7 separate regions of the Homo sapiens genome follow, and regions 1, 2, 4, 5, 6 and 7 are each linked to region 3. The links are chromatin loops, found by intact Hi-C in ENCODE. Cell type or tissue: endothelial cell of umbilical vein. All regions are shown on one strand. Links, peaks and the distances in the headings refer to the core of each region. The heading gives the core; the rest is flanking DNA.

The links. A loop is a pair of places that touch in the nucleus more often than their neighbours do. Peaks named below come from ENCODE experiments on the same cell type or tissue, not always from the same donor. Only the 100,000 strongest peaks of a DNase experiment are listed, where the experiment ranks them.
Region 1: it touches region 3 in a loop (4-fold over the local background); 31 of 110 quality-filtered maps call a loop at or near these places.
Region 2: it touches region 3 in a loop (22-fold over the local background); 81 of 110 quality-filtered maps call a loop at or near these places.
Region 4: a loop joins it to region 3, with 4 times the contacts of the local background. A loop is called at or near these places in 36 of 110 quality-filtered maps.
Region 5: a loop joins it to region 3, with 12 times the contacts of the local background. A loop is called at or near these places in 2 of 110 quality-filtered maps.
Region 6: a loop joins it to region 3, with 12 times the contacts of the local background. A loop is called at or near these places in 36 of 110 quality-filtered maps.
Region 7: it touches region 3 in a loop (16-fold over the local background); 14 of 110 quality-filtered maps call a loop at or near these places.

What each region holds. Positions count from the first base shown.
Region 1 is chr1:23,271,235-23,275,667 of GRCh38, reverse strand. No RefSeq gene overlaps it. Among named protein-coding and RNA genes, the nearest start is that of LINC01355, 12 kb to the left of the region's middle. In endothelial cell of umbilical vein, for the core only: no CTCF peak of the experiment used is centred there; a DNase peak (open chromatin) is centred at 2,007.
Region 2 is chr1:23,183,174-23,187,606 of GRCh38, reverse strand. No RefSeq gene overlaps it. Among named protein-coding and RNA genes, the nearest start is that of LUZP1, 17 kb to the right of the region's middle. In endothelial cell of umbilical vein, for the core only: a CTCF peak has its summit at 2,768 (motif pointing right); a DNase peak (open chromatin) is centred at 2,776; H3K4me3 peaks cover 255 bases.
Region 3 is chr1:22,974,909-22,979,341 of GRCh38, reverse strand. No RefSeq gene overlaps it. Among named protein-coding and RNA genes, the nearest start is that of LACTBL1, 4.3 kb to the right of the region's middle. In endothelial cell of umbilical vein, for the core only: a CTCF peak has its summit at 2,735 (motif pointing left); DNase peaks (open chromatin) are centred at 2,701 and 3,441; H3K27ac peaks cover 461 bases.
Region 4 is chr1:23,081,795-23,086,154 of GRCh38, reverse strand. It overlaps KDM1A (lysine demethylase 1A), which reads right to left. Exons shown (of 21, transcript NM_001009999.3): 20 at 3,789-3,935; 21 at 2,466-2,976. The coding sequence ends at 2,791. It overlaps LUZP1 (leucine zipper protein 1), which reads left to right. Exons shown (of 4, transcript NM_001395462.2): 4 at 1-2,125. Among named protein-coding and RNA genes, the nearest start is that of MIR3115, 40 kb to the right of the region's middle. In endothelial cell of umbilical vein, for the core only: no CTCF peak of the experiment used is centred there; a DNase peak (open chromatin) is centred at 2,231.
Region 5 is chr1:23,495,405-23,499,837 of GRCh38, reverse strand. No RefSeq gene overlaps it. Among named protein-coding and RNA genes, the nearest start is that of ASAP3, 13 kb to the right of the region's middle. In endothelial cell of umbilical vein, for the core only: a CTCF peak has its summit at 2,606 (motif pointing left); a DNase peak (open chromatin) is centred at 2,567.
Region 6 is chr1:23,096,771-23,101,203 of GRCh38, reverse strand. All of the region lies in intron 2 of LUZP1 (leucine zipper protein 1), which reads left to right. Among named protein-coding and RNA genes, the nearest start is that of MIR3115, 55 kb to the right of the region's middle. In endothelial cell of umbilical vein, for the core only: a CTCF peak has its summit at 2,310 (motif pointing left); DNase peaks (open chromatin) are centred at 793 and 2,293; H3K27ac peaks cover 2,466 bases.
Region 7 is chr1:23,402,061-23,406,493 of GRCh38, reverse strand. The region is part of intron 5 of TCEA3 (transcription elongation factor A3); the gene reads left to right. Among named protein-coding and RNA genes, the nearest start is that of TCEA3, 20 kb to the left of the region's middle. RefSeq lists an enhancer at 2,415-2,464. In endothelial cell of umbilical vein, for the core only: a CTCF peak has its summit at 2,361 (motif pointing right); DNase peaks (open chromatin) are centred at 2,403 and 3,343; H3K27ac peaks cover 1,388 bases.

The DNA of each region.
Region 1 (4,433 bases), core at 161-4,160, 300 kb before region 3:
GTTGTCAATATCAGAAAATCGAACATTGATACAATAGAATTATCTAATCCATAGCCCCCCCACCTTTTTGTTTTTTGTTTTTTTTTGAGACAGTTTCACTCTTGTTGCCCAAGCTGGAGTGCAATGGCACAACCTCCCATAGCCCATTTTCTTTCCTGGTCTTGCTCTATTGCCCAGGCTGGAGTGCAGTGGGGTGATCATAGATCACTGCAGCCTCCACCTCTTGGGCTCAAACGATCCTCCCACCTCAGCCCCCCAAGTAGCTGGGACCTCAGGCACGCGCCTCCACGCCCAGCAAATTTTTAATTTTATGTAGAGATGCCATCTCACTTTGTTGCCCAGGCTGGTTTTGATCTCCTGGCCTCAAGCGATCTGCCCACCTTAGCCTCTGAAAGTGTTGGGATTACAGGTGTGAGCCACCACATCCAGCTCATTGCCCATTTTCAAATTTCATCCACTGTCCCAGTAATGTCATTTATAGCAATTTTTTCCCAATCTTGCATCGAAGTCAGGATCATACACTGCTCTTAGTCTCCTTTAATCTGAAATCATCTTTCAGCCTTTCTTTGTGTTTTTGTTTGTTTCTTTGTTTTGAGATGGAGTCTGGCTCTGTCCTCCAGGCTGGAGTGCAGAGGCCCCATCTCAGCTCACTGCAACCTCTGCCTCGAAGGTTCAAGCAATCCTGCCGCCTCAGTAGAGATGGGGTTTTGCTATGCTGCCCAGGCTGGTCTCGAACTCTTGGCCTCAAGTGATCTGTCCGACTCGGCCTTCCAAAGTGCTGGGATTCCAGGCGTGAGTCACCACACCCGGCCAATTAGTGAGGATATTCTTTGAGACTATGTTCCTCATTAAACTTGCACCTACTGGTTTTAACATCATTCCTTTTGTATTTATTAGCTGTCAATCTACTGTAAGGAAGAGCTTTCCCTTCTCCCCATTCACTTATGTCAGTATGGACTCATGGACTTGTATTTTATTCTGTGGTTTGTAATCCATTGCTATTGTTAATTATTTTGATGCCAATTGTCCTAGATTTCTGGTCATCCCTTTGCCTCAAAAACAAGTTTACATGAACCATATAGTCTCCAAGTTGGGTTTTCAAAGAGGTAATGGGTCCAAATTGAAAAGGTAGAATTTAGGTTACTGGAAGGTAGAAATAACTAGTAGGAAAATCACTTTGGGCAATTTTCAATAACAAAAACACCCTATATACTGAAATGTGTTAAAATAACAAGAAAAATAGCACAGCCACTCAGCAGTGAATTTCAGTGTAAGGAATGAGGATAGGCGTATCCTTATTAGAAAAAAGAAGGAAAAATGCTGCTTGAGCTGCTGAGTTGTTTCAGCCCTGGAGCTGAGGGCGGGGCAATGCATGAAGGTAGTGGGAGAAATGATGGCTAATCATAAAATCAAAATGTCAGCCTAAGATACCATTTTAAAATATTTCATTCCAGGCTGGGCGCGGTGGCTCAAGCCTGTAATCCCAGCACTTTGGGAGGCTGAAGCAGGAGGGTTGCTTGAGTCCAGGAGTTTGAGACCACCCGGCAACATAGCAAAACTTCGTCTCTACAAAAATTTTTTGAAAATTAGATGGATGTAATGGTATGTGCCTGTAGTCCTAGCTACTCGGGAGGCTGAGGCAGGAGGATTGCCTGAGCCCAGTTCGAGGTTATAGTGAGCTATGATTACGCCACTGCACTCCAGCCTGGATGACAGAATCAACACTCTGTGTCTAAAAAATGAATATGTAAGTAAAAATAAAAATATCTCATTCTCATAGGCCCATCTCCTCCTCCTCTTCCAGAAACTCTTACTGGGTCTTTGCTGAATGGCAGTATAGTTATTTGCATAGGTTTGTTATAAATGTCCTTTTCACCAGACTATAATTGGAAAAATTGGCTTTGCAACCAAGGCCTTGCCTTGTCATATTTGAAAATGTTGCTTATTTAATCAAGTATGACCAGTCTTTCTGAGGAAACACATTTGGCTTTCATGGAGCCAGCACTTTCAAAGCCCTCTCAGAAAAATGGTCCTGGGGCACAGCTTACAGATGAGTAAGGAAGGCCACTTCTTGGCAGGCGCCCAAATCTTAGATATTTGCTCAAGTAAACAGGAATTCAGCAAAACGTAAAGTCCAGTCTGAGATTCCTTCTGAAAATTTCCAGCAATTTTTTTTTTTTTTTAAGACAGAGTCTTGCTCTGTTGCCCAGGCCGGAGTGCAGTGGTGTGATCTCAACTTGCTGCAACCTCCGCCTCCTGGGTTCAAGCTCTTCTCCTGCCTCAGCCTCCCGAGTAGCTGAGATTACAGGCATGAGCCACCACACCCGGCTAATTTTTGTATTTTTAGTAGAGATGGGGTTTCACCATATTGGCCAGGCTGGTCTCAAACTCCTGACCTCGTGATACACCTGCCTCGGCCTTCCAAAGTGTTGGGATTACAGGCTTGAGCCACAGCGTCTGGCCACCATCTTTTTTTTTTTTTTTTTTTGAGATGGGGTCTGACTGTGTCGCCCATGCTGGAGTGTGGTGGTGCGATCTCGGCTCACTGCAACCTCCGCCTCCCAGGTCCAAGAAATTCTCCTGCCTCAGCCTCCCAAGTAGCTGGGATTACAGGCACCTGCCACCACGCCTGGCTAATTTTTGTATTTATATAGAGACAGGGTTTTGCCACGTTGGCCAGGTTGGTCTTCTGACGTCAGGTGATTCACCTGCCTCAGCCTCCGAAAATGCTGGGATTACAGGCGTGAGCCACCGTGCCTGGCCCATTTCCAGCAAATTTTTAAGGTCTGTGTGATAAATTAATGTTCTTGTTGCACCTATGTATATAATCAGGTCAGACCTAATAAGACCAGCCTTATTTTGTGATCAGAAACATCATTTTTCAAGATTTTTTTTATCACAAGGGGTGTATTAATTTCCTATTGCTGCTGTCATAAATTATCACAAACTCAGTGACTTAACACAAATTTATTATCCTATAGTTCTGGAGATCAGATGTCCAAAATAGCAAGGAATTAATAACCAGAATATATTAAGAAGCTCAGACAACTCAATAGGAAAAAAATCTAATAATCCAATTTAAAAATGGACAAAAGATCTGAGTAGACATTTCTGAAAAGAAGTTGTACAAATGGCCAACAGATACACGAAAAGGTGCTCAACATCACTGACCATCAGAGAAATGCAAATCAAAACTACTAGGAGATATCATCTCACCCCAGTTAAAATGGCTTTTATCCAAAAGACAGGGAATAACTTGTGCTGGTGAGGATGTGGAGAAAGGGAAACCTCACGCACTCTTGGTGGAAATATAAATTAGTACGACCACTATGAAGAACAGTTTGGAGGTTCTTCAAAAAACTAAAAATACAGCTACCATATGATCCAGCAGTCTCACTGCTAGGTATATGCCCAAAAGAAAGGAAATCAAGACTGGGCGCAGTGGCTCATGCCTGTAATCCCAGCACTTTGGGAGGCTGAGAGGGGCGGATCACGAGGTCCGGAGAGCGAGACCATCCTGGCTAACACGGTGAAACCCCGTCTCTACTAAAAATACAAAAAATTAGCCAGGCGTGGTGGCATACGCCTGTAGTCCCAGCTACTTGGGAGGCTGAGGCAGGAGAATCAGTTGAACCTGGGAGGCGGAGGTTGCAGTGAGCTGAGATCGAGCCACTGCACTCCAGCCTGGAGACACAGCGCGACTCTGTCTCAAAAAAAAAAAAGAAAAAGAAAAAGAAAAGAAAAGAAAGGAAATCAATATATCAAAGAGGTAGCTATACTTCCATGTTAGCACTATCCACAGTAGCCAAGATTTAGAAGCAACCTAAGTGTCCATCAACAGATGAATGGATAAATAAAGTATGGTACATACACACAATGAAGTACTATTTGTCCATAAAAAGAATGAGATCCTGTCATTTACAACAACAGGGATGGAACTGGAGGTCATTATGTTAAGTGATAGAAGCCAGGCACAGAAAAACAAACTTCACATGTTATTATTTATTTCTGGGAGCTAAAAAAAATTAATTGAACTCCCAGAGGCTGGGAAGGGTAATGGGGAGGATGATAAATGGGGATGGTAAATGGGTATAAAAATGTAGTTAGAATGAATAAGATCTAGTATTTGACAACACAACAGGGTGACTACAGCCAACAATAATTTATTGTACATTTAAAAATAACTGAAAGATTTAAATTCAGGTGGATATAACAAGAAAGAAAGAAAAAATAATAATTGAAAGATAATAATTGGATTGTTTGTAATACAAAGAAAGGACAAATGCTTGAGATATTGGATACCCCATTTACCCTGGTGTTATTATTATTATTATTGAGGCGGAATTTTGCTCTTCTTGCCCAGACTGGGGTGCAATGGGCCGATCTCGGCTCACTGCAACCTCTGCCTCCCGGGTTCAAGTGATTCTCCTGCC
Region 2 (4,433 bases), core at 336-4,335, 210 kb before region 3:
AGATAGTGCATTTACCTGCTTCCCTGGCCCCCGTCTATTTTGCTCCCAAGGGAAGGAGTAGGAATTCTAGACCTAGAGGGTATCAGATGGGAGAGGGCCTTCAAGGTCATCCAGGACAATCCCAATCAGATCTCTAACATCAGAGCAGCAGCTTATGCATTATAATTGGTGAAGTGGGAACTACTATTATCCCCATTTTGCAGATGGGTAAACTGAGACTCAGAATGGTTAAGTAATTCACTCAAGGTATTGCTGCAACTAAATAGCAAAGACAGCGGGCATGATAGTTCAAGCCTGTAATCCCAGTACTTTCTGAGGCCTAGGTGGGCGGATTCCTTGAGCTCAGGAGTTTGATACCAGCCTGGGCAACATGGTGAAACCCCATCTCTACAAAAAAACACAAAAACTAGACAGGTTTGGTGGCATGCACCTGTAGTCCCAGCTACTCAGGAGGCTGAGGTGGGAGAATCCCTTGAACCTGAGAGGTTGAAGCTGTAGTGAGCCATGTTCATGCCACTGCACTGTAGCCTGGGTGACAGAGCAATACCCTATCTCAAAAAATAAAACAAAAATAAATAAATAGCAAAGTCAGAATTACATCTAGCAGTATGACCTGAGAGCCAGCATGGCTAGCCATCAGCCTCTACCACCTCCTTGGCAACACTTGTACCAGTTGTTTGAGAGGGTGCTCATCACCTTTCTCTATTTTTTTTTTAAGACAGAGTTTCGCTCTATCGCGAGGCTGCAGTGCCGTGGCACGATCCCGGCTCACTGCAAACTCCGCCTCCTGGGTTCAAGCGATTATTCTGCCTCAGCCTCCTGAATAGCTGGGACCACAGGCATGCGCCACCACACCCAGATAATTTTTTTTTTTTTGTATTTTTAGTAGAGACGGGGTTTCACCATGTTGGCCAGGATGGTCTTGATCTCTTGACCTCGTGATCCGACCGCCTCGGCCTCCCAAAGTGCTGGGATTACAGGCATGAGCCACCGCTCCCTACCCTTTCTGTATTTTTTTAACCATAGCTACACTAACCCAAAACTAGTCAGGTGCCAGGCCTTGCACTTGGCACTTTATTTATTTTTATTATTTATTTTTGAGACAGAGTTCCACTCTTGTTGCCAGGGTGGAGGGCAATGGCGCAATCTCAACTCACTGCAACCTCCACCTCCCGGGTTCAAGCGATTCTCCTGCCTCAGCCTCCTGAGTAACTGGGATTACAGGCACCTGCCGCCATGCCCAGCTAATTTTTGTATTTTTAGTAGGGATGGGCGTTTCACCATACTGGCCAGGCTGGTCTCAAACTCCTGACCTCGTGATCCGCCCACCTCAGCCTCCCAAAGTGCTGGGATTACAGGCATGAGCCACTGTGCCTGGCCCACTCGGCACTTTAAACATGCTTTCTATGATTCCCTCATAACATAAAAAAAAAAAGTCAAATTGAAGATAAACTTAGAACTTGGCCAGGCGTGGTGGCTCATGCCTGTAATCCCAGCACTTTGGGAGGCCTGCATGTTCCTGCATGTTCCATATTATGCCCATTTTATATGTGAGAAAACTGAGGTTCAAAGTCATGAGGGAACTTGCCAAGCTTAAAAGCACATTAGGGACAGACTGAGATCAAATGCATATTTGTTCTTTATTGAGCTCTGACTGAAAGCTTCCCTTGGTTTTGGGGAAAGAAAAATCTGTCTCCCAGAAGTGGCAGCCCCTGGTTCCTAGTTCTCAAAGCCCACGTGCTCTCTTCAGATGTTTGAAGTGGACACATTGCACCCCTTCAGTATTTTATATACCACAGTCAGAGAGTGGCTCCTTCAACTCTTCCCCATAAAATGTGATTTTGAGGTCCCCCCAGCCATCATCTTGTTCATCATCCTATGGATAAGTTATACTTTTTCCATGTTCCAGTCAAAGTTCTGATCCCAAAATGGAACACAGTTCTCTAGACACGGACAGAAGGACTATCATCTCCCTCACTGTACACACAGTGCTTCTATTAATATAGCCCCAAACCCAATAAAGTATCTCCTATGTACAAAGCACTGCCCATGCACTTGGGATAGAGATTGAACAAGCCAGCAACTTCCCTGCCCTCCGGGAGCTTACATTTTGCTCACTGAGCTAAGGGAGGAGGCAGAGTCACTTTAGACATGAATCCTAGAATGTCAGAGCTGGTAGCGCCCAGTCCCCTCCTGCCTCTTTCTTTTTTTGAGAGGGAGTCTCGCTCTGCCACCCAGGGTGAAGTGCAGTGGTGTGATCTCAGCTCACCAAACCTCCACCTCCCAGATTCAAGTGATTCTCCTGCCTCAGCCTGCCGGGTAGCTGGGACTACAGGTGGCTGCCACCACGCCCGGCTAATTTTTGTATTTTTAGTAGAGATGGGGTTTCACCATGTTGGCCAGGCTGGTCTCAAACTCCTGACCTCAGGTGATCCACTTGCCTCAGCCTCCCAAAGTGCTGGGATTACAGGTGTGAGCCACCGCACTCGGCCTCCTGCCTTTTTTATTAACAGATGAGGAAACTGATCCCAGAAGGGGCAGTGACAGACCCAAGATTCTTCAGTGGGACAAAATTCACTTCTGCCTTTCTCATAACCTCAGGCACTGGTGAGACCTGGGGCCTTATAGAGAAATGTGGACTGGGATGAAAAGTTTGCTGTTGAGAATTTTGTTGTTAAGTGGACCCACCCTACACCTCCTTAAAGCTTTCTTCAGAAATCCTAATTTATTTTAGATATGGCCACCAGGTGGCGCAGAGGCACCAGGAAAAAGTGCAGAAATCAAAGGTGGGTGGGCTCCTTCCTCTTCCGATCAATTTTCCTTTGCAAGGGGGAATGGTGAGCGGGGAATAGCAAAGCCAGCCTGGCGCGGTGGCTTGTACCTGTAATTGCAGCACCTTTGGAGGCCGAGGCAGGTGGATCTCTTGAGCTCAGGAGTTTGAGACCAGCCTGGGCAACACGGTGAAACTCCGTCTCTACAAAAAACACAAAAACTAGCTGGGTGTGGTGGTGCATGCCTGTAGTCCCAGCTATTCAGGAGGCTGAGGTGGGAGAATGCCTTAAGCCTGGGAGGTCAAGGCTAGGACAGCATTGTACTGTATACATTATACATATATACATATACATTATACATATACAGAGGTGAATTCTGCCTCAGTCAAGGAGGTAGTATGGAGTAGTGGCTAAGAGCCTGGATGCAGGCATCACACAGACCGGGTGGGAAACCTAGCTTCCTTTTGCTGCAGGGGGAACTCCCTGACACCTAGCTCACGAGGTAGCCTCTGACACTTAGATTTGGGTACAAGATAAGGTCCTCATTTACTGGGGCTCTACACAGAGTTGGAACTGCTGGTGCCCTCTTCCTGACAGGTCCCTTTTCCAGACAGTTGATGGTCAACTCCAGTCCAGCAGAGAAGTTTCTGCAAGAAGGCAGGAAGTCTTTGCTGCCACCCAGAGAAGGTAAGGCTGATGGAATCCAACAGCTTCACAGCCCAGGATATGTGTGAAAGCTCATCCATACTTCTGTTCATTTCATGACACACAGATGTGCAAAGGGTCTGAGGCTGAAAATGGTGAATGATTCAGGGGTGCTGAGAGTCTAGAGTTCGGGGGTGCTGAGAGTCTAGAGTGCCTGAGAAGAAAGAGAGGGTTGGAGAAATAAGCTGGGCCTTGGGGACTTGACCAAGCTATCTACTTTGAACTTTATCCTGGGAGCAACAGGGAGCTATTGAAGATTATTTAGCAAAGGAATGATACAGTTAGACCAGTGTTGAAACCAATCACTCAAGCTGGGTGTAAAAGAAGAAATGGGCCGGGCGTGGTGGCTCACGCCTGTAATCCCAGCACTTTGGGAGGCTGAGGCGGGCAGATCACTTGGGGTCAGGAGTTTGAGACCAGCCTGGCCAACATTTCGAAACCCCATCTCTACTAAAAATATAAAAATTACCTAGGTGTGGTGGCATGCACCTGTAATTGCAGCTACTCAGGAGGCTGAGGCAGGACAATCGCTTGAATCAGGGAGGCAGAACTTGCAGTGAGCCAAGATCATGCCACTGCACTCCAGCCAGGGTGATAGAGCGAGACTTCATCTCAAAAAACAAAAACAAAAACAAGGAATGGAGGTGGGGGAGCCTGGAGGCAGAGTCCAACTAGAAGAGCTGCAGGCTGGAATGGGGTGATTACACTGATAGCTGATTTTTCATCCACTCAGAGCTTCTCATCGGTGAAGGGGCACTCGAGTGAAATTTGTCTGGCTTGCCCAGGAGACAGCTCCCACAGGGTAAGGGGCTGCCCTGGGGCCAGAGAGGAAGAGTGGTTGGTCCCAGCAGCAGGTGTGTCCAGGGAGATCTTCGATATAATCAGACGGCCTGGGAAGAGACAGGTGGCTAATGAAAGAAGCTAGATTCTGGGTCAGGTTGGAGGGCAGAGGCAGTG
Region 3 (4,433 bases), core at 249-4,248:
GCTCATGGTTCACTGAAGCCTTGACCTCCTAGGCTCAAGTGATCCTCACTCATTAGCTTCCTTGAGTAGCTGGGACTACAGGCATGCGCCACCACGCCTGGCTAATTTTGTTGTTTCTTTTTTTTGTTTGTTTTGTTTTTTTTGTTTTTGTTTTTTGAGACAGAGTCTCGCTCTGTCACCCAGGCTGGAGTGCAGCGGTGTGATCTCGGCTCACTGCAAGCTCTGCCTCCCGGGTTCACGCCATTCTCCTGCCTCAGCCTCCCGAGTAGCTGGGACTACAGGCGCCCGCCACCATGCCCAGCTAATTTTTTTGTATTTTTTTTTTAGTAGAGATGGGGTTTCACCGTGTTAGCCAGGATGGTCTTGATCTCCTGACCTCACGATCTGCCTGCCTTGGCCTCCTAAAGTGCTGGGATTACAGGCGTAAGCCACTGCACCCGGCCAATTTTGTTTTTTTAAAAAAATGTTGTATAGAGACAGAGTCTCCCCTGTGTTGCCTAGGCTGGTCTGGAGCTCATGGCCTCAAGTGATCCACCTGCTTCAGCCTCTCAAAGTATTGAGATTACAGGCGTGAGCCACTGTGCCTGGTCATGTATCACTTTGTAATGCAGCATTTAACTTATTTATCCTGTTGCCCCTGCTAGAAGATGGGCTCTACCAGGTCAGGGACCTTTGTGTTGTTCACTGATATATCTGAAGCACCAAGAACAGTGCCTAGCGCTGAGTAGGTGCTCAATAAAAATGCACTGACAATGAATATCTGTTACTATATCTGCTTTGCCCCACACCCAAGTGTAAGACCCAGGGAATGGCAGATGTTCAGTAAATGTCTGTTGCATGACTCAGTGGGTAAGTGAGTGAATGGATGAATCAATGAATCAATCAAAGCCTGACTGCTGAAAATGCTAAGTATCTTCATATATCCTTTAGGAGGAACATTTTCCTTTGTAAAGTTTTTTTTTTTTTTTTGAGATGGAGTATGTCTCTGTTGCCCAGGCTGGAGTGCAGTGGCGCAATCTTGGCTCGCTGCAACCTCTGCCTCCTGGGTTCAAGAGATTCTCCTGCCTCAGCCTCCTGAGTAGCTGGGACTACAGGCGCATGCCACTACACCTGGCTAATTTTTTATATTTTTAGTAGAGATGAGGTTTCACTGTGTTAGCCAGGATGGTCTCCATCTCCTGACCTCATGATCCCACCCACCTCGGCCTCCCAAAGTGCTGGGATTACAGGCATGAGCTACCACATCTGGCCCTTTTTAAAGTTTAATTTGCCTTTGATTTGATATCTTTTCAACCTCTTTCTTCCTTCCTTTCTCTTTCTTTTTCTTTCTTCCTTCCTTTCTTTCTTTCTTTCTTTCTTTCTTTCTTTCTTTCTTTCTTTCTTTCTTTCATCTTTCTTTCTCTTTTTCTTTCCTTCCTTCCTTCCTTCTTTCCTTCTTTCTTTCTTTTCTTTCTCTCCTTCCCTCTTTCTCTCTTTATTTCTCTTGCTCTGTCACCCAGGATGGAGTGAAGTGGTGTGATCTCGGCTTGCTGCAACTTCTGCCTCTCGAGTTCAAGGGATTCTTGTGCCTCAGCCTCCCAAGTAGCTGGGACTACAGGCACCCGCCACCATGCCAGGCTAATTTTTGTATTTTTAGTAGAGATGGGGTTTTGCCATGTTGGCCAGGCTGGTCTCGAACTCCTGACCTCAAGAGATCTGCCCACCTCTGGCTCCCAAAGTGCTGGGATTACAGGCTTGAGCCACTGTGCCTGGCCCACATTCTTCTTCCTTCCTTCCTTCCTTCCTTGCTTCCTTCCTTCTTTCCTTCCTTCCTTCCTTCCTTTTTTTTTTTTTCTCTCTCTTTCTCTCTTTCTTTCTTTCAACAGAGTCTTGCTGTCACCCAGCCTGGAGGGCAATGACGTGATCTCGGTTCACTGCAACCTCTGCCTTCTGGGTTCGCGATTTTCCAGCCTTAGCCTCCCAAGTAGCTGGGACTACAGGTGCCCACCACCACGCCTGGCTAATTTTTGTATTTTTAGTAGAGATGGGGTTTCGCCATATTGGCCAGGCTGGTCTCAAACTCCTGACCTCCAGTGATCCGCCTGCCTTGGCCTCCCAAAGTGCTGGGATTATAGGCATGAGCCATCATGCCCGGCCCACATTCTTCTTTCTTAAAGGTCCTGATGCAGAGGGTGAGGACAATTAGTTTCTCCCAGGAGGAGAGGCCAATGAGACTCATGGTAATAAGAGTGACTAACATTTGCTGAGCACTTGCTGCGTGCCAGCTACTGGATTGTACATTTTAGGTGTATTATTTCATGCAATCCTCACTCCTCCCTGCAAGGAGGTGGGTTCTACTTCATTACCCCATTTTATGGATGAGCACATTGAGGTCCAAGAGAAGCCAAGAAATCCAACCAAAGTCACACCGGTAATAAGTGGGGAAGCTGGAATTTGAACTCTTGCAGCCTGACCCATAGGGACATCTACTGGATAGGTTTAAACTACGCATGTAAGGTTTTTGGTTTTTCCCCAAAGAGTAGGAAGCGGCCATGAAGGGCAAAGGATGAACATGATCTTTCGTGTGTAAATGATGGTGAATAATTCCTCCCTATGGGGATATTGTGGGGAATATCTTGGTTCATGGATGGAAAGCCCCTGGACAAGGGCCTGGAGGAAGAGACACATGCAAGTAAATTACCCTTTAAAGGAGGCTCAGGCTGGGCCAGAGATCTTACACATGGGCATCTACTGCCATCCTGGGGCCACTGTGCTGTATGACACGCTGTGGGTTCCCGTCTAGTTAAATTCGGGAGGGGCAGGGCTGGTCTCTGCAGTGAAAAATGGCTGCCTTCAGAACTGGGCTAGGAGCAAGGGAGTGGTTCTCAGGGAGGGGGTGGTGTCCTGGGGGCAAGGACTGCAGAACCCAGGAGTGCTAGGTCTGGGGACATAGACCTGAATAAGACACAGTCTTTGCCCATAGACTGATTAGTGTTAGGTAGTGTTAGTGAGACCTTGTCTCAAAAACAAACAAACAAACAAACAAACAAAAAAACCCGAGTCATTGTAGGAAGCCGAACTTCATGGAGCCCTTAGTAGGTGCCAGGCTCTCTCTGGGCTGCTTGCTTCATGAGCACATTCCATTTAATCCTCACAGCAACCGAGGAGTCTTGTCAGTGTCTGGGGAACGACAGGACTCCTGGGTCCAAACCCAGTTCTGCCATTTCTTGGGGACCTCCCTTTCCGGAGCATCAGTTTCCTCGGATGTAAAATGGAGACAGAATAGAAGCTGCCTCCTGGGATTGTGGAGACCAGAGGACATAGCACAGGGGGCTCTAAAGACCGTATGTGGTACATTGTCAACAGGCAGTCTGTGTCCAAGAAGCGGGCTGCCAGTTCTGAGCCACAGAGAAGATTAACCAAACAGCCAAGTGCAATGAAAAAGACCTGGGTCCCAGATCAATTGTTGTCAGTAAACTTGCTATGTGACCTTGGTGAGTCATTTCCCCTCTGTGAGCCTCTTTTGCCAGCCATACAATGTGAAGTTTGGACAAAATCACTCAGATTTTTGGCTATGGGGGCTACAGAAGAAGATCTAGAAGGCTTGCCTCCATCCATCCCCAATCCTGAGCATTAGTAGAAGGAGATAGCAATTCAAGGCTCCGTTGAAATAATGAGGTGGAGGCTGGTGTGATCCGTGAGTTGCAGAGGAGCCTCGCTCCTCAAAGTGTGGTCTTTACACCAGCCTCAGCATCACCTAGGAGCTTGTTAGAAATGTAGGCTCTCAGATACCACCCCGACTCACTGGCTCAGAACCTACCATGTAACACAATCGCTAGGATGCTCCTACCCACAAGTAAGTGGGACACACACTGATCTGGGGCACTGATTCTCAACCTTGGCCACACAGTCGAATCACCAAGGAGTCTTCAAAGGCTGCGGCATCCAAGCTGCGCCTCTGGGGATCTCTGCAGTGGGACCCAGACACCAGTGGTTTTTAAGAGCTCTCCAAGTAACCCCAATGTGCAACCTCATCTAATGTTGAGAAGGAATATATGTTTTATCTTTTGTATCAACTAAAATCAATAGAAAATCTTCTAGAATGTTCACAGAGAGAGATCTGATATCTGCCATAGGGGCCAGGTAGAAGTTTGACATAAAAGCCAGGTCATGGCTGGGAGTGGTGGCTCACACCTATGTCGACAAAAAGAGTCAAACTCTATAAAATACTTGAAGAGAAATATTAGGTAAATATGAGTGACCATGGCCCATGACACAGCCCTCAGGAGGTCCTGAGATTATGTGCCCAAGGTGGTTGGGGTGCAGCTTTTTTTTTGTTTTGTCTTGTTTTTGAGACAGTCTTGCTCTGTTGCCCAGGCTGGACAGCACTGGCATGATCTCAGCTCGCTGCAACCTCCGCTTCCCAGGTTCAAGTGATTCTCCTGCCTTAGCCT
Region 4 (4,360 bases), core at 361-4,360, 110 kb before region 3:
TGTGACTGTTTGGACCCAGGCCTCATCATCAGGGGTCCTGGAGGAAGCCTCCAAGTAGAGGGGAGACCTGGTAGTTGAATAGTTGTTTAATCAAGCCAAATAGTCCCACTGCCCCCGGTCAACAAACCCACTTTTATGACAGTTTTCTTCCGCAGCTTGGCTCTTAAATTTTACTGGCAGGTGTATGGTTGTTGGAGGGTTCCTAGTGAGTTGGGGGACCTGGCAATAGAGCTGCTTGGTTGGAGGAAGTGAAGCTGGCTTAGTACCAGCAGCTGATCTCTTCCACGTGCTGCTGCTTTTTTTGCCACTCTGATACTAAACCAGAGAAAGCTGCAGGTGGATAAAGAAGCTGTGGCTGTTTTTTGCTTTTGGGTGGCAATGAGAAAGAGTCACAGTGTGGGTTAAAGGGATCTGCAGTGGGGCCAAGGATGCCACCCCACCCTCAGCTGTAGGCAAGCTTGCACATAAATAACCCCCGTCAGTGGAGTGTTCGGGATGCAGGGGGCACTATAGTGTTCTTGGACTTGTCGTCCTGGGGCAGTTTTAGTTCTTTATATTTAGTGGGTCAGTGCCAAGTGCTACCACTTCCCAATAAAGGAATGGGGACCCAGAGGCTGGGTCCCTGGCTACCTTGTTATGAGGTTTTGTTATTTCTCTGACAAGATTGCTTTGGAAAGAGCTGCTTTTAGGGATTATTTTTTGAATACCCCGAGTGGGGAGCAGGGTTCTCCTCAAAGCCTCACAACCATAGGATCATAGGAAAGGGGCCCTATTTTCCTGCTGCTTCCCAGCTCAGAACATATACTGAATGGAATGTATTTTTAAGAGAATAAAGTCTATTTTTTTGTATTTTAAAGATTGAGAGGGCTAAGAAAGTAGCCCTCAAATAAACTGTTATTGCATTATAGGCCCCTTTGTTGGGGGCAGCCTGTTGGTCCACACCTACTTGCTCAGGCAGGTGCTCTGGTCTCTCTCACCCCTGCCCCTTAGAGTCTAGGTGCAGCAGCTCCAAGCATGGGACCAAGGAGGCCAGAACCTGTCGCTGGAAACCAGGGCAAAGCAGTGGCTCAGGGCTCCTTGGGTGCATGTGTATCATTGGAGCTGCCTGTCTGCATGTATCCTCTGGCGCGAATGCTCTCTGTTGGCTCTGCAGTACAATATGTAACCAATAAAGCTCCCTCGTTTCCGTATACTCTGTGCGAGTCTGTGATGCCAGTTTTGTCAATGTCATCCCTGTGTATCATCTGTCTTCTATGCGTTGGCGCAGCTCTAGTATATTTATTTATTTCATTGTGTAATACTTAAAATTGGGTATTTTACCTAACCAATTACTGATACTGCAAGGACTGGAAACATTAACTGCCCTGATCCTGGTGTGCAGATTCTTTCCATTACTGCCACGAATTCTAAGACTAGGGGGGGAAAAGCCTTCTCCGTTTTCATCTTCCAGTCAGATCACCAATATATATAATGATGTCCCTTAACTCACAGTAAGAAAGAATAAAACCACATTTAAGGGACATTACTTGGATTTGCAGTAACAGTGTTTATCATCTATCTGTCAGTCAGTCAGGAGCCCCTGGGAAGGAACCAGCATGTAACATGTTTTTATCATCTTATATGGCAAAAGGGACTTTGCAGATAAGGATGCTGGGATGAGGCAGAACATCCTAGATGATCCAGGTGGGCCTTAAATGTAATCACAGGTAGTATCCTTTTAAGAGAGAGACAAAAGATTTGACTACAGGAGAAGGCAATGTGATGATGGAAGCAGAAACTGGAGTTATGTGCTCTGAGGATGGAGGAAGGAGCCACGAGCCTTCCCACACCTAGAAGCTGAAAAGAGCAAGGAAATGAACTGATCCTCCCTGCTCTGAGAGCCTCTGTAATGAATGCAGCCCTGTGTACCCATTTTAGACTTTAAGCTTCCAGAACTTTCGAATAGATTTCTGTTTTTTTAAGAGCCACTAAGTTTGTGGCAATCTGTTAAACCAGCTGTTACCTAAGCCCTTGATCCTATGTAGTGCGCTTCCCAAAATGTACACCACCACCTTTAGTAGAATTGGGAAGTTTTAGCACATACCCATGGAGGGAATCAGGAATAAAGGCAGACTGGTCTCCCAAAGGCTCAGACTTTGTTTCAGCTCTTTTGTGTTCTATCTTGAAAGTGCATCCAAAGTTTCCTAATAACCATGTTCTTGGCACACCACCACACTCCACCCCCACCCAAGTGAGGAAGCCTAGTCCGACTGACCAGGAAGTCCACTGCTTCTACAGGACCGGCCCCCCTACCTTATCTTCTGACCTGATCAAACCATTTTTCTCTTTTATATGAACATCTTCTTCCTTATTTAAACATGGAGAAAACATGTATTACTATTGCCATAGGATAAACTTGGCATTTCCAAAGGAGTAATGCCCCCATCTTGTATGTAACTCCAACTCAAAGGAACAAAAGAGAGGGCCAATTTTATATGAAGTTTTATTCTCAAAATATAAAAAAAAAACAAAAACCCCACACACCAAGGGACTAAGATGATGTTATTTCACAGCACTTGCTTGCCTCAGTCTTTACGAAGAACACAATTCCAAACTAATGGACAAGTTCCTCCCTGTGCTCTAGGTCATTCAAAGGAGGCAAGCTCCTTTGTCAAATCAGGAGCTCCATCAGCTGATCAGGAGCCCAGATGCCAGGGTGGATTTTCTCAGTGGGATCTAGTATTGCTAGAAGAGCCTTCCTTACATGGCAGAAACAGGCACATGGGCCTCTTCCCTTAGAATGCATCTGTCTCACATGCTTGGGGACTGCTGTGCAGGAACACCTGGTGTGGCCTGGCGAGGCAGCGTATACATGGCCCCCAAAAACTGGTCTGCAATTCTTCCCGCTTCTCGCAGCCCACTCAGCAGAGCACCATGCACTGTGGCTGGGTAGTTACGGATCGTATGTTCTCCCGCAAAGAAGAGTCGTGGAATCGGCTATTTTAGGGGAAAAAGAGAAAATTGGCAGGCTGCACATATACCTTTATTCTTGTACTTAAATTGCTAAGTACTTAAATTGCTGTTGACCTTTTTAAAGGCTGACCCCCCCAATTACTATTCATCATTCTATCGAAGAGTCTCCCTTATCAGTAGGCACTTTCCCAGAATTGACAAGTAGAAATGAGACAATAAAACTCTACCTAGGCTCAGTCCTAAAGTGATGCTTAACATGTGTTCTCATCAGTTTAGATACCCAGTTGTAAAGCGTCCTTCCCTCATGTATAACTACCTTCTGGGAGGGAGCCTCGCTACCCTGAAGCACAGGACATTTGGTGATCAGGGACACTTAAGCCTCGCAGCTCAGCAGGTCTGGGCTATGACACTAAGGAATTCTTACCGCTCTTTGGAGTGGGGTCTGGCATAAGGGTCTAGACAAGGACCCAGGGTTATTTCTCAGAAATGCCCTGGAAGCCCCTAGTAATTGAGACCTTACAGCAATCCTATGAGCCATTACAAAATGGAAGTGCAATTAAAAATGGTTTTGTTTTTTAGGGAGAAAACCTGAATAAGGAAAAATGTTATTTGACTTATACTCTGGACTCCTCCATTCTGAATGTAGACTGCCTAGATTTACAAAACCAAATTATGAGAAATCAGAAATGCTGCCCATCCTTTTAACTCTGCTCTTGGTTATCTGAAAGGGTCCGAAGATGGAATGACTAAAATCTGAAAAAAAAAAAAAAAATCAGGGACATCATGAGATCCTGGCCTCTTCCCAAATAAGCCCAGATAGTTTGCCAGCTTCTCACCTGTGGGGCACCTGGAATCGAGGGGCCAGGAGTGATTGGCTGAGCCATTAAATCATAGTCATTTCCAGATGATCCTGCAGCAACATAGGAATAAGAGCCCCGAGCCCAGGGATCAGCACGCCAACGAGACACCACAGTTTCTTTGGGCTAAAAGAAAAACCAGGAGCAAAAGTCATTACGAGACACCAAGCACAAATCAATCCTTGAAAGGTGGAAAAGCAGTGGTGGGTGGAGATGCAAGTGAAGAGAAAGAGGGGCAACATGTGAGAGCCAGTGATCAAGTGATGAATGCCTGCTTTAAAACACACATGGACAAAAGGACTTCAGACAGGAAGGATGCCCCTCCATGTTGCCTTCCTGTCTATGAATCCAGAGATCTACACAGGGCTTGGCCTTTATTCTCTTTTATAAATTCACAATATCCTTCCCTTCAAAGGAATCCTAAAGGGTTAAAGTATTTCAAAGAACACGAAAAAGTACCAAGAGGTTCTCTGAAAACTTCCCGGAGATACTCACTGGAGTTTGGCCATTTTGTCTAAAATGTCAGGGATCTGGTGTGACTCTAAAGCCGG
Region 5 (4,433 bases), core at 257-4,256, 520 kb before region 3:
TTGCAGCAGGGATAGAAAACCAGACCTTTCGGGGGTTCTAACTGAGAGTTTCAAAGTGCTCAACAGTGTGACAATACTTTTTTGTTTTGTATATTAAGCTGTTTACTTTGCTTGTAGATCCTTCCACAGATCCTGGAAGAGAGAACAGGTAATGAAACTGAACTTTGGAAAATCTAAGATACTGAGAACCATAAAAAGAACCAAAAGGGCTCTTCACTCATTTGTTCATTTGTTTCACAAAACTTTTCCTTTTTTTTTTTTTTTTTTTTTTGAGACAGAGTCTTGCTATGTTGCTCAGGCTAGAGTGCAGTGGCACGATCTTGGCTCACTGCAACCTCCACCTCCAGGGTTCAAGAAATTCTCGTGCCTCAGCCTCCTGAGTAGCTGGGACTACAGGCGCCCACCACCACACCCGGCTAATTTTTGTATTTTTAGTAGAGGTGGGGTTTTGCCATGTTGGACAGGTTGGTCTCAAACTCCTGACCTCAAGTGATCTGCTTGCCTCTGCCTCCCAAGCAGGAGGGATTACAGGCATGAGCCACTGAGCCCGGCCCACAAACCTTTTTTGAGCATCTACTATGCGCCTGCCTCTACCTGGTGCTAGGGAAACCATGCCCCCTCATTTTATGGAGCTTACAGCCAATTCTAATTCAAACCACATAAAGCTTATGGATTTGAACATATATTTAGACAAACACCTTTGAGCCTCTATGTGCTGGCTGGGTAGATCCCAAACTTTAGCGCTCATCAGAATCAGAGGGCTTGTTAGAGTACAGCTTGCTGGGCTCCATCCCTAGAATTTCTGATTCAGTAGGTCACAGGTGGGACCTAAAAATGGACATTTCTGGGCTGGGCGTGGTGGCTCATGCCTGTAATCCCAGCACTTTGGGAGGCCAAGGCAGGCAGCTCACCTGAAGTGGGGAGTTCGAGACCAGTCTGACCAACATGGAGAAACCCTGTCTCTACTAAAAATACAAAATTAGCCGGGTGTGGTGGCGTATGCCTGTAATCCCAGCTACTTGAGAGGCTGAGGCCAGAGAATTGCTTGAACCTGGGAGGCGGCGGTTGCGGTGAGCTGAGATTGTGTCATTGCACTCCAGCCTGGGCAACAAGAGTGAAACTCCATCTGAAAAAAAAAAAAAAAAAAAAAAAAAAAAAAAAAGGGCATCTCTAACAAGCTCCAAGGTGATGTTGAGAATACTGGTCAGGAGGACCACCGCACCAGATAACATGCAATGCCCACACTGGGATTCAGACATTGCAAAATGTAAAAAAGAAAGAAAACAATCCTTATTCTTGAGGAGCTCACAGCCCAGTGGATTCACTCACTTGCTCATTCATTTATTCAACAAATTAGGGCCTCGTGTGCATAACATCATTTAGCTTCCGGCCAAGCGTGGTAGCTCACACCTGTAATCCCAGCACTTTGGGAGGCAGATGGATCACTTAAGCCCATGTGTTTGAGACCAGCCTGGACAACATAGTGAAACCCCATCTCTACAAAAAATACAAAAAATTAGCCAGGCATGGTGGTGGCCTGTAGTCCCAGCCCTTTGAGAGGCTGAGCTGGAAGGATCACCTGAGCCCAGAAGGTCTAGGGTGCAGTGAGTCATAAGCATGCCACTGTACTCCAGCCTGGGCAACAGAGTGAGACCCCATCTCAAACAACCAAAAAAAAAAAACCACAAACAAACAAACAACAACAACAAAATCATTTATTAGGTTGGTGCAAAAGTAATTGCGGTTTTTGCCATTAAAAGTTATGGCTAAATGGTTTCTGGCAAAACCCTATAAAGTAGGTATTGTTATTAGCCCCATGTTTACAAATGAGGAAATTGAGACTCAGAGAGGTTGGGCAATGTGTACAAAGTCACACAACATGTGATAGAGCCCAGGCCATGCAGCCCCAGGAAACCCTACTCTTAACCTCTAGCCAAACTTCATGTCTTATAAATATGTCGTTTAATAAAGTGTTATAAATGCCACCATCAAGGAAGAATAGAATGCTCTGGGAGCTCGGATGGGCTCCATCTATGGAAAGATGGACTCAGAGAGGGTTGGGGATGGGGCCTGAAGGAGATGCTTGCCTAAGGAAAGAAGGGGAGAAGGCTGCACAGCAGGCAGAAGGAGCTGTTTGGGAAAAGGCCAGGTGGCTCCATGGTTAAAATATGTAGAACAGGGCCAAGTGTGGTGGCTCACGCCTACAATCCCAGCACTTTGGGAGGCTGAGGCGGGAGGATTGCCTGAGCTCAGGAGTTCACCACCAGCCTGGGCAACACGGTGAAACCCCGTCTCTACTAAAATACAAAAAATTAGCCAGGCGTGGCGGCGTGTGCCTGTAGTCCCAGCTACTCAGGAGGCTGAGGCAAGAGAATCGCTTGAAACAAGTGACCACAGCAAAGGGTGACCAGCAGGATGCCCAGTGTATCTGTTGGCTAGTGGTTGTGTTGACCCAGTTATGGCCACACACCCCTTCCTGGAGCGTGTAGTCCCTCAATTAAAGGGATCCCTGACCACTCGAACTGTTTGCCCCGTCAGCGCTAGCTAGGCCTCTGCCCAGGCAGGTTATTTTCCCAGCATGGGGACCACTGCCCTCTGCTGGCCACTCTGCCAAATGCAGAAATTGGGAAAAGCTACCTTTTATTGAGATCTCTTTAGTGACCAGGTTTTATTCTATGCAATCTTTTCAAAAACCTTATAGAATAGGCATTATTATTGCCAGTGAGGCTCAAAGAGGTGAATTTACTTATGTGAGGTCACACAGCTAGTAAGGGTGAGCAAGAGAGGCACTTCACCTGCCTCACCCTAGTCCCGGTCCTGGTGATACAACCAGACTGCAACGTGGCCATCTAAGCTCCAAGGGCCATGCTTGTGACTTCCATGTGGTCCAGCCTCCTAACTGGCATTATGGGGGCTCCATTCTGACCTTTAAGATTTTCTGTGTGTGTACACTGCCAGATTCTGGGGAAACAAAGACACAGTCTTTTGCCCACAAACAGTTTGACTAGTGGTCCCTCAAATATAAACTGTGAGAAGACACCTGGCTTCAGGAGCAGCAAAGAAAGCACGATTTGCATGTGTGTGTATTTGGTATTCTAAGGAAACAGGCCCTTGGGGAAGCCTGTAGGCAGTGTCCCAGCCACAGGGAATCCTCTTCCCAGACAATGCGTGCCCTAAGGCCAGCAATCCCCTATCCCACCACCACTACTAGGCTGTACTTTCAGGTCCCTGGGACAAGCCTGATCCTGTTATTTCTTTCTTTTCTTCTTCTTTTTTTTGAGATGGAGACTCGTTCTGTCGCCCAGGCTGGAGTGCAATGGCACGACCTGGGCTCACTGCAACCTCTGCCTCCCGGGTTCAAGCGATTCTCCTGCCTCAGCCTCCCAAGTAGCTGGGACTACAGGTGCCCGCCACACGCCCAGCTAAGTTTTGTATTTTTAGTAGAGACAGGGTTTCACCATATTGGCCAGGCTGGTCTCGAACTCCTGACCTTGTGATCTGTCCGCCTCAGCCTCCCAAAGTGCTGGGATTACAGGCGTGAGCTACTGCTCCTGGCCCCTTTTTTTTTTCTTTTCTTTTTCTTTTTTTTGAGATAGGGTCTACCTCTGTTGCCCAGACTGAAGTGCAGTGGCACAATCACAGCTCACTGCAGCATCGACTTCCCGGGTCCAGGTCATCCTCCTATCTCAGCCTCTCAAGTAGCTGGGACTATAGATGCACACCACCATGCCTGGCTAATTTTTGTATTTTTTTTAAGAGATGGGGTCTCGCTAAGTTGCCCAGGCTGCTCTCAAACTCCTGGGCTCAAGCCATCCTCCTGCCTCAGCTTCCCAAAGTTTTGGGATTACAGGTATGAGCCTGGCCTCATTATTTCTCTACTTACACAAATCTTCCTCATGGTCTGAGCCCTTTGAGGACCACCACCTTCCCTTGAGCTCTGTAACCCTGGCAGGGCCACCAGCCACCAGGTTCCTTGGAGGTACTAGGGAAGCTTTTGTGGATAAATAACCATGAACTTGCAATACAGTTGATCTGCTGTCACTTCTGACGTGATTGTTATTGTCAGGAAAATGCTCACCAGTGTGAAGTTCATTCATTCCTTTGACCCAGACATACCCACCACTTCTCATGTTGCCAGCTTTTTTTTTGAGACAGAGTCTTGCTCTGTTGCCCAGACTGGAGTGCAGTGGCACAATCTTGGCTCACTGCAACCTCCACCTCCTGGGTTCAAGCGATTCTCATGCCTCAGCCTCTCGAGTAGCCAGGACTATAGGCACACGCCACCAAGCCCAGCTAATTTTTTTTTTTTTTTTAAGTAGAGATGGGGTTTCACCAGGCTGGTCTTGAACTCCTGACCTCAAGTGAACCGCTGTCCTCTGCCTCCCAAAGTGCTGGGATTATAGGCGTGAGCCACCGCGCCCGGCTGCCAGCAC
Region 6 (4,433 bases), core at 179-4,178, 120 kb before region 3:
GAACATGTAAAGTAAATGATCTGAGATTCCTGATACCTGCAGAAATCATGTATATAAGGTACTTAGTATTGCCTGTAGTATAGTACTGCCCTATTTGTGGTTGTACTTATTTGTTCCTTTATACTCTTTTGTCATTGTTAGTTTGTTTATAGAGTAGTGCTTAGAACTCCTCATTTTGTAAAAATGCTTAAGAGTTTATAAGGAGGTGATTTTGCATAATGGGAAGAATCCTGAACATAGAGTCAGGAGACTGAAGTCCTTGACTTTTGCTAAACTGCTGGAAAAAGCACAGTATTTACTTCTGAGTCCGTTTCCTTGTTTCTAAAATAAGGGGTTTGAATGAAGTAAGTGATTTTATTTTAAATAAAAGCTATGTAGAATTCTTTAATAAAGTCATATAGGAGAAGCCCAATATTGTAAGAAGCTAAAAATCAGTTGCTTTGGTTGAGTAAGTGAAAGGAGCCTGGAGTTCAGCCTGCTCAAAATATCTCCCCTGTTGTCTTTCCCCTAAATGACCCCAAGGGGATTTGCTGAGTCTAGTTTGAAAACCAGTTGACTAAATGATCTTTAGCTACCTTCTGGCTCTGAAATCTCATTCTGAGGAGTGGAGGAAGATCCAGAAATGTTTTCTACTACTTCTCCAACATTTGGTCCGATAACTAGAGCTGAACATCCTGTGAGTGTTGTGGTTTTTTGATGTCTATGTCCTGTTTGTGTGGCATAGACCTGCAAGAAAGGGCTTCCCAGCAGGTCAGGGGGAGAGAATTGTGGTTGAGACATTGTGCAAGTGGCACAGGGCTAGGGATGAGATCATTCAGAGCATTACCACAGGGCCTGAGATTCTGTGCTGTCTGTTCACTCTTGCCATCTGTTTTCTCCTTTGTAATCCATGATTAGGTCATGGACATTCTTATTATTTTCTGTTAATGGTCATTGCCAAAGGGCCGACAAGCTATTTGATAATTAGGAGGCTCACTCATCAGTCAAATTCATCGAATTTTCAGCATTCCCTGTGTGCTAGGCTCCCTGCTGGGTACTGAGAATATAGTGGTGACACAAGTTGGAGAGAAGAATTGAGTAAATAAAGCTGCAATAGAGTGTGATAGGTTCTGTGATGGGAAATATGTAGCAGACTGTGAAAGCAAAAAAGAGAGGCCCAGATCTGGCCTGGGGTTTGAAGAAGGCACTCCAGAATTTTCCAGAAGGATGTATTGTCTAAAGTGGGATCTGAAGAAATGAGAAGGAATCAAACTAGTGAGGGACCAGAGGGAAGAGGGAGGGCGAGGATGTAGATGAAGAGGCTGGCGGGGCCACATCATGAAGGGCTTTGGGTGCCATCATGGGGAATTTGGACTTTATCCTAATAGTAGCCAGGACCTTTAGAGAGTTTTAAGCAGTGGTGTGTAATACCTGCTTTCTCTGTATGTTTCCAGTAAGTATTTGCTACATATTTACTGGGTTTAGCTTTTTCATTGCCTGTACTAGTTGATTCATATCATCCAGAGTCTTGATAAAACATATAAAATTGGCACTAAAAGCCAAATAAATAAAACGGTGGTATAATTCCCAGACTCTCTGAATTCAGAATTATGATAATTTATAGATGGGGCTATACTAAGGTTTAACGTTTCCTTCTTTTGAAAAAGAGATTGTGAAAACTATAGTATAAGCTAGTACAAATAAGATGTGCTGAGAGAATGCTACAGTTTGAGGATAAGCTGGGTTTTCTTTAACAGCTTTATTGAGATATGCTTTATTTATCATGAAGTTTATCTCTTTAAAATACACAATTTAATGGTTTAAGCATATTTATGAGGATATGCTGTTTTAAAGCACTTTATAGATGAATCATATATCATTTGTCTTCCAATGACTACGATGGCAACACAGACCCTTTGTATCATACACTCATTTAAAATTGGTGTGTGGTCTAAACTTAATTAAGTCCTCCCAAACCAACCCTGTGTATACATTGACAAGATTTTAATTGTACCACTGGGCAGAAGGCCAAATGCAAGAGTTTTTAAAAGGGAAAAGCTTTCTTTTTAAAAACATAAACTATAGGAGGTTTTTTCCCTCTCCGTTTTTGAGAATGAGGAAGCAGGTAGGCTGGGGAAAGGAGAAGGGGGACCAAAAGAGGCAAAGATGAGAGGACAGAGAAAGATGTACCCAGAGAAGCAGAGTGATGGACAGGGAGCAGTATTCGGGGTGGGCAGAATCTGAATGGAAGCGGAAGGCTTGGTTTTTTCAACACCTTCAAGCGTTGGTGTTTTTGAGGAGCTGAGCTTGGGCTCCATCTGGTGGTTCTAGGCTTATAGTGCAGCCATTAGAAGAATCAGGCTTGGAGAGAATTGGCATTTGGCGTCTCCTCCAGGCCCAATTTCAGTTGTTTTTCTTTTGCCCTGAGCTTTCTCATAGGATCATTGTTGGAGTCATTTCTTCCCTCTCCAGTGGTGGCTGTTTTTCTCTTATGTCTCAGACTGTTTCTTCACTCTTGTCCTTGATTTTTAAATGTGATCTTATTGGACGACATCACCTAATACTCTATCGTTGCTGCCGTCTGTCGACGCCCTGAGTCACTGCCCCTAACTTCTCAACAACTTCAGATTCTGTCTTAACGTCACTCTTTCCAGCATTATTCCTGTTAATTTATGGCGCTTACATGCTGGTGACCCTTGCAACACCTTTACCTCTCAATTATTTCTCTCTTCTAATGATCTTGTTCTCTACTTCTCCCTACTCCCCCACAGGATTCCTATGATTATACCTTCGTTTTTGACATTATCAATAACTACAGTCCCTCCATGATTTCAATTCCTTGAAGTCCCTCTCTGATTTCTTTCTTCTATATTTCAGGCTTAGTTTCCTCTGGTACCTGGTACCCTTACTCCAACAAGCCTTCAAGTCCCCTTGGGACCTTCACTTCATTAGTTTCTATTATATTTTCACTATTCTTCACCTCCTTCTGTACTGAGTGAATTTAAAGTCCCTCACACACATCCTCTGCTCTCCTGTCCTTCTTTTGCTTTGTTCTGCAGTGCTTCGATCTGGTTCAGTCCAATTCTGGTTTCTCTATTCTTTTGTCTGTTCAGCCAGCTGAACAAGACTGGAGAAAAAGAACTTTGTGGATTGGTTTCACTTTAAATCATTACCAGGAATTTCAAGTGGGCCCTTATACATCTAATATACATCTCATACACATGTCCCAAATGAGACTCCTCATCTTCCTTCTCAGACTGCTCCATCTGCGGTCATCTCCATTTGAATTGATGGTAATGCTGTCCCTCTACAAATTCAGCCCAGCCACCTTAGAGTCTACCTTAATTCCTATCTATCTATCTGTCTATCTGCTTATTTATTTAGAGATAGGGTCTTGCTCTGTCACCCTGGCTGGAGTACAGTGGCACAGTCATAGCTCACTGGAACCTTAAACTCCTGGGCTCAAGCTGTCTTCTTGCCTCAGCCTACCAAGTAGCTGGGACTACAGGTGTATGCCACTGTACCTTCTAATTTTATTTTATTTTACCTTTTTTTATAGAGACGGGATCTTACTGTGTTGTGCCCAGGCTGGTGTTGAACTCCACCTCAGCTTCTCAAAGTGCTGGGATTATAGATATGAGTCATTGCACTCGGCTTCTTAATTCCTTTCTTTGCCTCATGCTTCACATGTAGTCTAAGAGCAGATCTTTTGGTCGTGCCTTCATACGGCCAGAATTCTGACCATTTCTCAACTGTCTTGGTCACGTGCTCTTGGAACGCATGTACTGCCACCATCCTGGTCTAGGCCATAACTATGTTTTGCCTGGATTACTGCAATAGCCTCCTATTTGGTCTTCCTGCTCCCAACCTTATCCCCTGTAGTCCATTCTACTTGCCACCTACTTAAAAGTTTCTGCTGAGAAGTGGTTCAGTTGTTATTATAGATTGTTTTTGTGTTTGGGATGTTTTTGCTTCCTCCAAAATTCGTGTTGAAACGTAACCCCCAGTGCAACAGCATTAAGAGGTAGGACCTTTAAGGAGATAGTATTAGGGATCAGCACCTTTAAAAAAGGGCCTGAGGGAGCAAGTTCAACCCTTTTTGTTCCATTCCTTCTTCCCTGTGAGGAAACAGCATTCTAGGTGTCATCTTGGAAGCAGAGACTGGGCCTTCAGCAGACACTAAACCTGCTGGTGCCTTGATCTTATATTCCCAGGCTCCAGAACTGTGAGGAAATAATTTCTGTTCTTTTTGGAGATGGTGTCTTGCTCTGTCGACCAGGCTGGAGTGCAGTGGCGCGATCTCAGCTCACTGCAGCCTCCGTCCCGTGGGTTCAGGCAATTATCGTGCCCCAGCCTCCCAAGTAGCTGGGATTATAGGTGTGCACCACCACACCTGGCTAATTTTTGTATTTTTAGTAGAGATGGGGTCTCATCATGTTGTTCAGGCTGGTCTT
Region 7 (4,433 bases), core at 155-4,154, 430 kb before region 3:
AACAGGGCCAAGGAGAGCAGGCCAGGCCAGGAAGTGGCCAAGCAGCAGATCAAGGAGAACGATTAGGGTCCATGGGCCACATTGGGTTTTGGGGCACCTTGGTGGGATGATAAGGGTGTTGGCCTCTGGGAGAGTAGGTGTGAGAGCTGCAGAATTATTTTAAGCCTAATGTATCAGTAAGATTGCCATTGGAAAGAAAATTAGAGACACAAAAATTAGGTTGTTTAAGGTTTTATGAAGATTCAACGGGCCTAGGCTGTATTGCACACCTCCAACATGGCAGCCAGCTCCAGCTGATGCATGGAAGCTATCTGGAGTGCTGATTGGAGAGGGAGTCTGAGGCTGTAGAAAAAGTTCTGTAGTCAATTAGCAATGTCTGATGTGGGTCAGGCCTAGAAATGGTGGTTCCAGTGTCATCCTGGTTCTAGACCAGTGGATCTCAGCAGGGGTCATTTAGAAATGTGTGGAGGCGTTTATGGTTGTCACTATGACTTGGGCCAAAGTAGGGGTAAGGTGAGAAGGAGGGGGATACTCCTGACATTTCGTGGCAGGAACCAGAGATGCCAAGTGCCCCGGAGAGTGAAGGACTTTCCTGGATAATGAAGCGTCATCCTATCCCCAGATGAAACACTGGTCACTAATGACATTCTAGGTTTGATGCTGTAATCAAAACACTCGACATTCATGTAAGGATTTGAGCCTCCAGACTCCTCTCCTGACTTTGTCTTCATGGTCTTGAAATCTCCTGGCTCCCTCCCCTAATGCATTCTTTCTCTGAAGGTCAGTCAAACAGAATCTGTTTGTCCTTCCAGAAGCTGTGCCATTTCCTGCTGGTTCAGTACTGAGGGTAGGAAACCAAAAGGGACACAAGGAAGTCTCATTAATTTTTTTTTTTTTTTGAGATGAAGTCTCGCTCTGTTGCCAGGCTGGAGTGCAGTGGCACGATCTCGGCTCAGTGCAACTTCCATCTCCCGGATTCAAGTGATTCTCCTGCCTCAGCCTCCAAAGTAGCTGGGACTACAGGCATGTGCCACCATGCCCACCTAATTTTTTGTATTTTTAGTAGAGACGGGGTTTTACCATGTTGGCCAGGATGGTCTCGATCTCTTGACCTTGTGATCCACCCTCTTCGGCCCCCCAAAGTGCTGGTATTACAGGTGTGAGCCACCGTGCCAGGCAGCAAATCTCATTAATTTGTCTCCTACCCAGACTGTTTCCTGCATGATTTACTTCTCTATTTCATTTTTCTCTTCCGTTCTTTCATCCATTCATTGATTTGGCAAGCACATCTATTGAGCACTTCCTTGCAAATTCAACATTCTCTGGGGATCAAGAGCACATGCATACACGGGGTGACTAGTGGAGATCATGGCAAACTAGAAAGTATGTGCCTGTCTGAAGGGGGCAGCCACTACCCCACTGCAGCTGATTGTTGCTTTGGGGAAATGCAGGTCCAGGGTGCCATGTCTTCCAATTTTTTAAAGAAAAGCCAGACACCTAGATTTTCATATGGAACTCCCCGACACCACCTTTTCTGAGACAGGATCTCACCCAGGCTGGAGTGCAGTGGTATAAACAGGGCTCACTGCAGCCTCAACCTCCTGGGCTCAAGCAATCCTCCTGCTCCAGCCTCCCGTGTAGCTAGGACCACAGGTGCACACCACCACACCCAGCTAACTTAAAAAAAATTTTTTTTTTGTAGAGACAGAGTCTCACTTTGTTGCCCAGGCTGGTCTCGAACTCCTGGGCTCAAGAAATCCTCCTGCCTCAACCACCCAAAGTGCTGGGATTACAGGTGTGAGCCACCGCGCCTGGCCAAAACTCCCAGTTTTCAGTATCAGCAACATATTCACATTTTTCTAAGACACAATAGGGAGACAAAACATATTTGTAGCTCACCCATTTTTGACCTGTAAGGCCAGGCAAAGGTTGAAACTCATCACCTCTCCCTTCTTAGGGCTAACCATGAGTGCAGAGGCAGACACCAAAATGCATGTTTTTAGAAAGGGGTAGGTATAAAACACCGTGGGAACATAGGAAGCATGTCTCAATATGACTATAAAAGTCAAAGGAGGCTTCGTGGAAGAGAAAGTATTTGAGCTGAGAATGGAAAGTCAATAGGAGGAGTTTGGGAGGCGAGTCAGGAGAGTCATTTCAAGCAGAAAGAAATGGCACACCCAAAGGTGTGGAAGTGGGAGTGAGCACGATGCTCTGGGAACTGTAGCTGGAGTACCAGGAAGCAGACCACGGAGGATACCATGTTGACAGGGGAGAAAGTTGACTGTTCTCAGTTGTCCTTTTACCTGGCTATCAGAATGATTTGCCATTTGCAGAGCATGCTCGCTGATGCAGTAACTGAAATGCCCTCGAGGTGGCGCACAGAAGCAGCGGGCCCGGCCTCCAGATGCCTCTACTCAGACCTGGGGCAGGAGGATTTTCTAAGGACTGGTGCGGTGCGGGCACATCCGGGGAGCAGAAGGAAGCTGTTGATAAATCCAACCTCCCACCCCGGCCGATGATGCCCTCTCTGCAGTTTGGCTCAGTTCCCAGGCGTGTGCATTGAAAGCAAAATGAGTGTGGCTGCCTGAAATGCTGCCCAGACACGAATTCCAGCCAGCCAGCCAGCTCCTAACCGGGGAGGCGGGACCAGGGCTGGGTGTGCCCTGCCAGGAAGGTGGGAAGAAATGCTCCAAACAGCCTAGTCTTGCTCAGGTAGGAGGACTCTGGAAACCTCTCTTTTAAAGACACAGTTGATGTGTTGAAAAGAATTTGGAAGGGCGACAGGCAGGTTCGTGGTCTGACTATACCCTTTGCTAGTTGGATGGATAACTTGGGGCAGTAACTTGGATGGATAATTCAGTTCAGCTCTCTGAGCTTCAGTCTACTGATCTGTAAAATGGAGACAATTATGAACCCCTTTCAAGGTCATTGTGAGGATTAAATGAGGTAATGAAATACCCAGCACTGTTCCCAAACCATGTAAATGCTCAATAAATACATAATACTTTGTAATAATACTCATATGAAACCTGGTTATCTATGTAAACTGCCTAATACTTTGTCACTTAGTTGCTTTCATCTGCCCCATAAGATGGGTACTATTATTATTCCGATTTTACGTGTGAAAAAAACTGAGGCACCTAGGGGTTAAGGAACTCACCCAAGGTCACATAGCTACAAAGTGTTGGTCTCAGGCTGTGAACCTGGGAGTTTGGCTCCAGAGACTAGGTTCTTAATAAGTAAACCAACTCAGTGCAGTCGTTTCAAAAACGACCACCATTATTACTGTCATTCGTTGGGGCTCCTTCAAAGCAGCATGCTGCAGGCTCCCCTGACAGTTTTCCTGTGGTGAGTCATAGCTGTTGAGAATGTGCAATGGCACGCACAGGTCAGCGAGACACCATCCCAGCTGCAGGAGATGGCGTTGCCTGGGTCCTGGGAGTTGACAGAGGCTGGCTTTGAGAGAGATCCCTCTCGTACTCCCAGAGAGAGAGATCCCTCTCTTAGGCCCAGAGAGTGGGGCCACTGTCCTTCCAAAGAGGACCTTCCTCTTTCCACATTTCAGCCCTGGGGGACCCTCTGGGTGTGCCTTTCATCTCTCTGTGGTCAGTTCCTCAATTCATCATGTATTCATTCATTTATTCATTTATCCATCCATTTAGCAATGATGTATCAAGTGTCCACCTAGAGCACTGTTACAGGAGCTGGAATGCAGTGGTGAACCCGTGACAGGGTCCCAATACTCTGGAGCCTGTAATCTGGAGATGGAGGCAGACGATGTTTATAAACACATAAACAAGCTAATCATACACTTGGATAAGTGCTGTAAAAGCGAGAAATCAGGTGATGTGCTAGAGAATTACAGGGCGGGGACCATCAGCCTCAGCTGAGGTGGTGAGGGAAGGCCTCCCTCATGCGAGCTGAGACCTGGAGGAGGAAGAGCATTCCAGGAAGGAAGACCAGCCTGTGCAAAGGCCCGGCAGTGGGAGGGATGGGTATGTTTAAGGAACAGAAAGAAGCAGTGCTGTGGAGGCCTTCCGTAAACCATGCGGAGAGCATGGCATGAGATTACATCAGAAAGTGGGTAGGGGCAGGACGTGCAGGGGCTGGGAGGCTGTGGTGAGCTTTTGGTTTTGTTTTTGTTTGTTTTTTTGGAAACACAGTCTCACTCGGTCACTCAGGCTGATGTGCAATGGCATGATCTCAGCTCACTACAGCCTCCACCTCCCGGGTTCAAGCGATTCTTGTGCCTCAGCCTTTTGAGTAGCTGGGATTACAGGCATGCGCCACCATACCCAGCTAATTTTTATATGTTTAGTACAGACAGTGTTTCGCCATGTTGGCCAGGCTGGTCTCAAACTCCTGACCAAAGTGATCCTCCCACCTCGATCTGCCAAAGTGCTGGGACTTTAGGCATGAGCCACTGCACCCGG